2 separate regions of the Homo sapiens genome follow, and region 2 is linked to region 1. A link is a loop called in an ENCODE intact Hi-C map of the cell type or tissue named here. Cell type or tissue: ovary. All regions are shown on one strand. Links, peaks and the distances in the headings refer to the core of each region. The heading gives the core; the rest is flanking DNA. Region 1 overlaps PC (pyruvate carboxylase). Region 2 overlaps PACS1 (phosphofurin acidic cluster sorting protein 1).

Region 1 (2,901 bases), core at 125-2,624:
AACCAGATGCTGGGCGATCTCATCAAGGTGAGCCCGGCCCGGTGCTCCTTACCTGACCCAGCCCTGCATGCACCTGCCACTGGCCTCCTTGAGGTGCCTGGCACCCTAACCTCCAGGGCCTTCTCCTCAGGTGACGCCCTCCTCCAAGATCGTGGGGGACCTGGCCCAGTTTATGGTGCAGAATGGATTGAGCCGGGCAGAGGCCGAAGCTCAGGCGGAAGAGCTGTCCTTTCCCCGCTCCGTGGTGGAGTTCCTGCAGGGCTACATCGGTGTCCCCCATGGGGGGTTCCCCGAACCCTTTCGCTCTAAGGTAGGGAAGGCCCAGCATGGTGTGAGGGTGGGGGCTGGATGCAGGACTTGGGACTGATCCTCTGCTTTGCTCCCCAGGTACTGAAGGACCTGCCAAGGGTGGAGGGGCGGCCTGGAGCCTCCCTCCCTCCCCTGGATCTGCAGGCACTGGAGAAGGAGCTGGTAGACCGGCATGGGGAGGAGGTGACGCCGGAAGATGTGCTCTCAGCAGCTATGTACCCCGATGTGTTTGCCCACTTCAAGGACTTCACTGCCACCTTTGGCCCCCTGGATAGCCTGAATACTCGCCTCTTCCTGCAGGGACCCAAGATCGCAGAGGAGTTTGAGGTCAGTGGCTCTGGCGCTTCTCCACACTCCACCCTGGCCCCCTGCCCCAGAGCTCTGGAGTTTAGCTTGGCTGTCACCCAGCCTCGCAAGCTTTGGGAGCAGAAAGGACCCTTGAGACCGGGAGCTAGGCCTTTAGGAACGAGGAGCCAAGGCCCAGTGTGGGGACTTCCTATGGCCAGGGCCGGGGGACTGCTCTCCCACCTTGGCGTCCAGCTCTGAGTCTGCACACCCTCCCTGCAGGTGGAGCTGGAGCGGGGCAAGACGCTGCACATCAAAGCCCTGGCCGTGAGCGACCTGAACCGGGCCGGCCAGAGGCAGGTCTTCTTTGAGCTCAATGGGCAGCTGCGGTCCATCTTGGTCAAGGACACCCAGGCCATGAAGGTATTGTCTCCCCCAGGGCCAGCCAGGCGGTGGGGCTTGGCTGGGCCCAGGATGTCATGTCCCCTCTGCCCTGTGTCTTCAGGAGATGCACTTCCACCCCAAGGCCCTAAAGGACGTGAAGGGCCAGATCGGGGCGCCCATGCCTGGGAAGGTGATAGACATCAAAGTGGTGGCAGGGGCCAAGGTGGCCAAGGGCCAGCCCCTGTGTGTGCTCAGTGCCATGAAGATGGAGACTGTGGTGACCTCACCCATGGAGGGTACTGTCCGCAAGGTTCATGTGACCAAGGACATGACACTGGAAGGTGACGACCTCATCCTGGAGATCGAGTGATCTTGCCCCAGACCGGCAGCCTGGCCATCCCCAAGCCTTCAACAGAAGCTGTGCTGCCACGGCAGGCCCAGGCCAGCCAGTGCCCGAGGCCAGGAAGGCCGGGCCGTGGAGGTCCTGTCCACAGCTGGACAGGAGAGACACCGCCTGCGGTGGTTCATTCCTTTCAGCCATCGTCCTTTCCTCCGGCGGACAGCTGCTTACATGTTCATCTCTTGCCAAATAAGGGTCCCCTCCTCACTGGAGACTACAAGTGGTGGGTCAGGTGGTCCTAGGACCCAGGGGAGGTTTAGGGGTCCTATCTCCTGGGGGAAGGGGAGATCTAAGATGTCCCAGGTCCTGGGAAGTTTACTCAATAAAGCTGGCTTTCCCCTGCCCTCCATGCTGGATCCTGTGCAGCCCCCAGCCTGCACCACTCAGCAGTGGGGGGCTGCCTTTCAAGCTCCCCATGGGTGGGCAGGTCAGTTGTGTCGTTCTCCTCAGAGGGTAGTGAGAATGACCATCGTGGCCCTGTTTTAAGTCACTATTGGGTGCCTACTGTGTATACTCCCCAAACAGGACTAGTAGTACTGAACTTGCTTGAGGGGTGGGGCCTGTTCTAAGTATTTAACACCTATTAACACAGGGAATTAACCTTCATCCTCTTATGGACACAGAAATCAAGTCACAGGAAGATTAAATAATTTGTCCAGGACTTCACAAGTAGTAAGAGAGAGAGATGAAACCCAGGCCGTTGGCAGACTCGCCTCCCAACCCCGCTGCTTTATTTTCTAAAACCCAAGGCCAGCGTCCCACCTCAGTTAGCAGGTAAATGCAAGCAGGTACCACCTTGTGGGCAGTGGGTAAGACCCTCGGGAATGGTGATCCGGGAGTCTTGTGTGTGCTCTGGATGTGAGAATGTTGGTGGGAGGTGAGGGGGAGCACCGGGTCCAGGGTCTCAGGTTCTAACCCTGCCACTCCCCATGACCACCCCTCCAGACTCCTGCTCAGTTCCCTTTCCTGCAGTGGGGACAGTAACCCTGCCTGCACCACTGCCCTCCTGCCCACCTGCCCACAGGTAGGGAGAGGATGGTGAAGGGAGCAGGAGGCTGGGCAGTTCCTGAGATGGAGGGGTGGGTGTGGGGAGGCCGATGCAGGAAATCAGCCTCTGGATGGGAAGCACCCAGCAGGCCTCTGCCCAGTGCTCCCAGAGCCAGTCCAACCTCTGGGATGGGCAACTCACAGTGGGCTTGAGCCTCTTCCTTTCTGGACCGCCATGTCCTAGATGTACCCCAGGAGGCAGATGACTGCGATGCTGCCCCTTCCATCCGGGTGGATGTCGTTGTCATGGCCAGCCTGCAGGCATCGTGGGGGAGTGACCGCACATCCTTTTTCCCTCAGTGGCCAGCCTCAGAGAAGGGACCTTGGGACAACCTCCTTGATTGGGGAATGGGACCTAAAGGGCTTTCTTCCCTCCCCCGCCCCCCCTGCCCCCCACCCCGGAGATGGAGTCTCGCTCTGTCACCCAGGCTGGAGTACAGTAGTGTGATTTTGGCTCACTGGAATCTGTGCCTCCC
Region 2 (2,901 bases), core at 1-2,500, 610 kb after region 1:
GTTCTGATCCAACCAGAAACACATTGGTGGCACAAGAGCCATCACTACACATTATTTTATTGCCGACTTTAAAATCTTTGCAAATCTGGGCTGGGCGTGGTGGCTTATGCCTGTAATCCCAGCACTTTGGGAGGCTGAGATAGGAGAATCGCTTGAACCTGAGAGGCGGAGGTTTCAGTGAGCTGAGATGGCGCCACTGCACTCCAGCCTGGGCGACAGAGCGAGACTCCATCTCAAAATAAATAAATACATCAAATAAATAAGTAAATAAAAAAATCTTTGCAAATCTGGAGCAGCCCAGCTGTAGAAACAAACAAACAAAAAACAACAAAACCTAGTTGCAACAATGAGATGGGGCATGCGAGACTTTGCAGCTCTTCTCTGGGGATAAAGGGCTGAAGGCAGGAATCACTGTGATGTCCTGATGTTGTTTCTCTAAGGTCCTGTGGGCAGAGGGCCTAGGAAGATGGCTCTGTCTCTGCCAGGTGGGAGAGTCTAAAGCCAAGTGGACGTGCTAAGGTGTGGACACCAGCCTTCTCCTCTCTGGTCTTCCTGGAATCTGGAAGTGTACTGAATGGGGGTGGGGGGGTTCTTTAGGAATTTTCAATTCTCCATAGAGAATTCTGGAAAGGACAGCCTGGGCCCTCCAGTGGCTAGAAAAGAACACAGCCACAGACTAGGTGAGCATCCAGGCTGTGGTCTGAAGTGACAGGTAAAGTCCTGGGCCCTATCACCTGGGCCCAGGCCTAGGCAAAGAGGCAGCTGGGCTGGGAGTCCAGAGGGCTGGACCCTGATGGGGCGAAATCTACCGCACAGGCCTGCAGGTGGTTGCCTGGAGGCTGCCGCGACAGCAAGGCTGTGTTTGCTGAAGTCTGTCCCGATTCTCTATGCGCCCTTCTTTTGATTCCCAGAGAGGAACAAATTGCCACTCTGGGGCTTCCTGGATACAACTCCCCTTCTCTCCTTGTTTGCCTGGCATTTGGTGAGGTTGCTAGCTCTTTTGGTTTTTAATTTGTTTTAAATTTGTTATCTCTCTGTCTCTCTCGGTTGCGAGGCCTGAGTGAGCAGCAACTCACAGCTCCACGAAGATGTGTCAAACCACCAGCCACAGCTATGGGCCATGGTCTTGGGGCCTGTAATGTGGCTATGGGAGCAGCCCAGGGGCTAACCGGGGACTGGCTAGACTGCAGGACAGGAGGCTCTGCAAGGCACGAGAAAGGGCTGCTGGATTTCCCCAGCTCAGGTATCTCCTGAGATCACTCAAGACACCCACATCTTGGATGCGCAGAAAGCAGGGAGAGCAGGGAGCTAGGCCCCCTCATCCACATGAGCCCCTCCCTGTCTAGAAGCTACGAGGGAGCCTCAAGGAAATTACAAAAAAAGATACAAGCTGGTGGGGCATGGTGGCTCACGCCTGTAATCCCAGCACTTTGGGAGGCTGAGGCAGGTGGATCTCCTGAGTCCAAGAGTTTGAGACCAGCCTGGGCACCATGGCGAAATGCCATCTCAGCAGAAAAATACAAAAATTAGCCGGGCATGCCGTGCACAGGGGCTCAAGCCTGTAATCCCAGCACTTTGGGAGGCCAAGGCAGCCGGATCACGAGGTCAAGAGATCGAGACCATCCTGGCCAACATGGTGAAACCCCGTCTCTACTAAAAATACAAAAATTAGCTGGGTGTGGTGGCACGTGCCTGTAATCCCAGCTACTCGGGAGGCTGAGGCAGGAGAATCACTTGAACCTGGGAGGCGGAGGTTGCAGTGAGTCGAGATCGCGCCACTGCACTCCCGCCTGGCAACAGAGTGAGACTCTGTCTCAAAAAAAAATTAGCCAGGCGTGGTGGCATGTACCTATGGTCCCAGCTACTCAGGAGGCTGAGGCAGGAGGATCACTTGAACCCAGGAGGCAGAGGTTGCAGTGAGCTGAGATTGTGCCATTGCACTCCAGCATGGGCAACAGAGTCAGACTCCATCTCATAAAAAAAAAAAATAATAAAAAAAGATAGAAGCTGGTTTCGAAGGGAAATGTAAAGCTCTTTTAAGTGGAAATCGGAGTTTTCAGTCCTGCTCCGGTGCCATGCTCTGGCCTCTGGCAGGACTGCACAGCTCCCCCGGACCCCTCCCTAGGTCAGGCTGAGCCTGTGGCCCAGCTGCTGATGAACAGACAGCCGGCAATGCACCTGCCATGAGACATCCACGGGGTTCTTCCTTGACTTTCAAAGTTTACTAGTATAGAGATTTCTCCTTGGTTAAATAGAAAAGGAAAGAAGAAAGCCTTCCTCTCAGTGGCCTATCCAACCATGAAGACAGAAGTATCTGTTTTCAGACTTTTCTGAATGCTGCCTTCCACTACTACCAAAGCAGCTCCCTTTCCCGTGAGCCACGTCTGGACATCACTCCCCGGGTGAAGGCAGCGAGGTCAGGGCCTGGTGTAATAAACAGGAGACATCAGTGATGGACCCAGGAACAGTTCGTGATTTGGAAAAGGCGGACACTAAAAGGGACAGCCCAATCCATGTCCGGCCCAGGGTTTCTCCACCTCTGCACTACTGACACTTGGGGCCAAGCCATTCTCTGCTGCGGGACCTCCTGTGCACTGGAGGATGACCAGCTGCATCCCTGGCCTCCACCCACTGGGTACCCCCCGTATAACAACCAAACACGTCTCCAGACACTGCCAGGTAGTCCCTGGAGGCAAAATCTCCAGTGTCTGGAGAACCACTGTTCTAGATGAATCTTTTGTTTTCCTGTGTAAGGGGGAACAGGAAGACCAGGAGAACGGGTGGGGTGCCAAGCAGAGGGAGTCAGTACTCACGCCAATGAAGGGAATAAACTTCTGATAGGAGTCTTCATCAGGGCTGTTGGGAGACACAGGAGAGCTTCATAGTTAGTAGGAGAGACAG

What was found. Peaks named below come from ENCODE experiments on the same cell type or tissue, not always from the same donor. Only the 100,000 strongest peaks of a DNase experiment are listed, where the experiment ranks them.
Region 2: it touches region 1 in a loop (8-fold over the local background); 1 of 110 quality-filtered maps calls a loop at or near these places.

What each region holds. Positions count from the first base shown.
Region 1 is chr11:66,847,346-66,850,246 of GRCh38, reverse strand. PC (pyruvate carboxylase) reads left to right here. Exons shown (of 23, transcript NM_001040716.2): 19 at 1-27; 20 at 131-310; 21 at 388-636; 22 at 877-1,017; 23 at 1,100-1,827. The coding sequence ends at 1,348. Among named protein-coding and RNA genes, the nearest start is that of RCE1, 5.4 kb to the right of the region's middle. RefSeq lists an enhancer at 1-3. In ovary, for the core only: no CTCF peak of the experiment used is centred there; a DNase peak (open chromatin) is centred at 1,126.
Region 2 is chr11:66,235,853-66,238,753 of GRCh38, reverse strand. PACS1 (phosphofurin acidic cluster sorting protein 1) reads right to left here. Exons shown (of 24, transcript NM_018026.4): 19 at 2,814-2,856. Among named protein-coding and RNA genes, the nearest start is that of KLC2, 20 kb to the left of the region's middle. RefSeq lists an enhancer at 1-58. In ovary, for the core only: no CTCF peak of the experiment used is centred there; no DNase peak of the experiment used is centred there.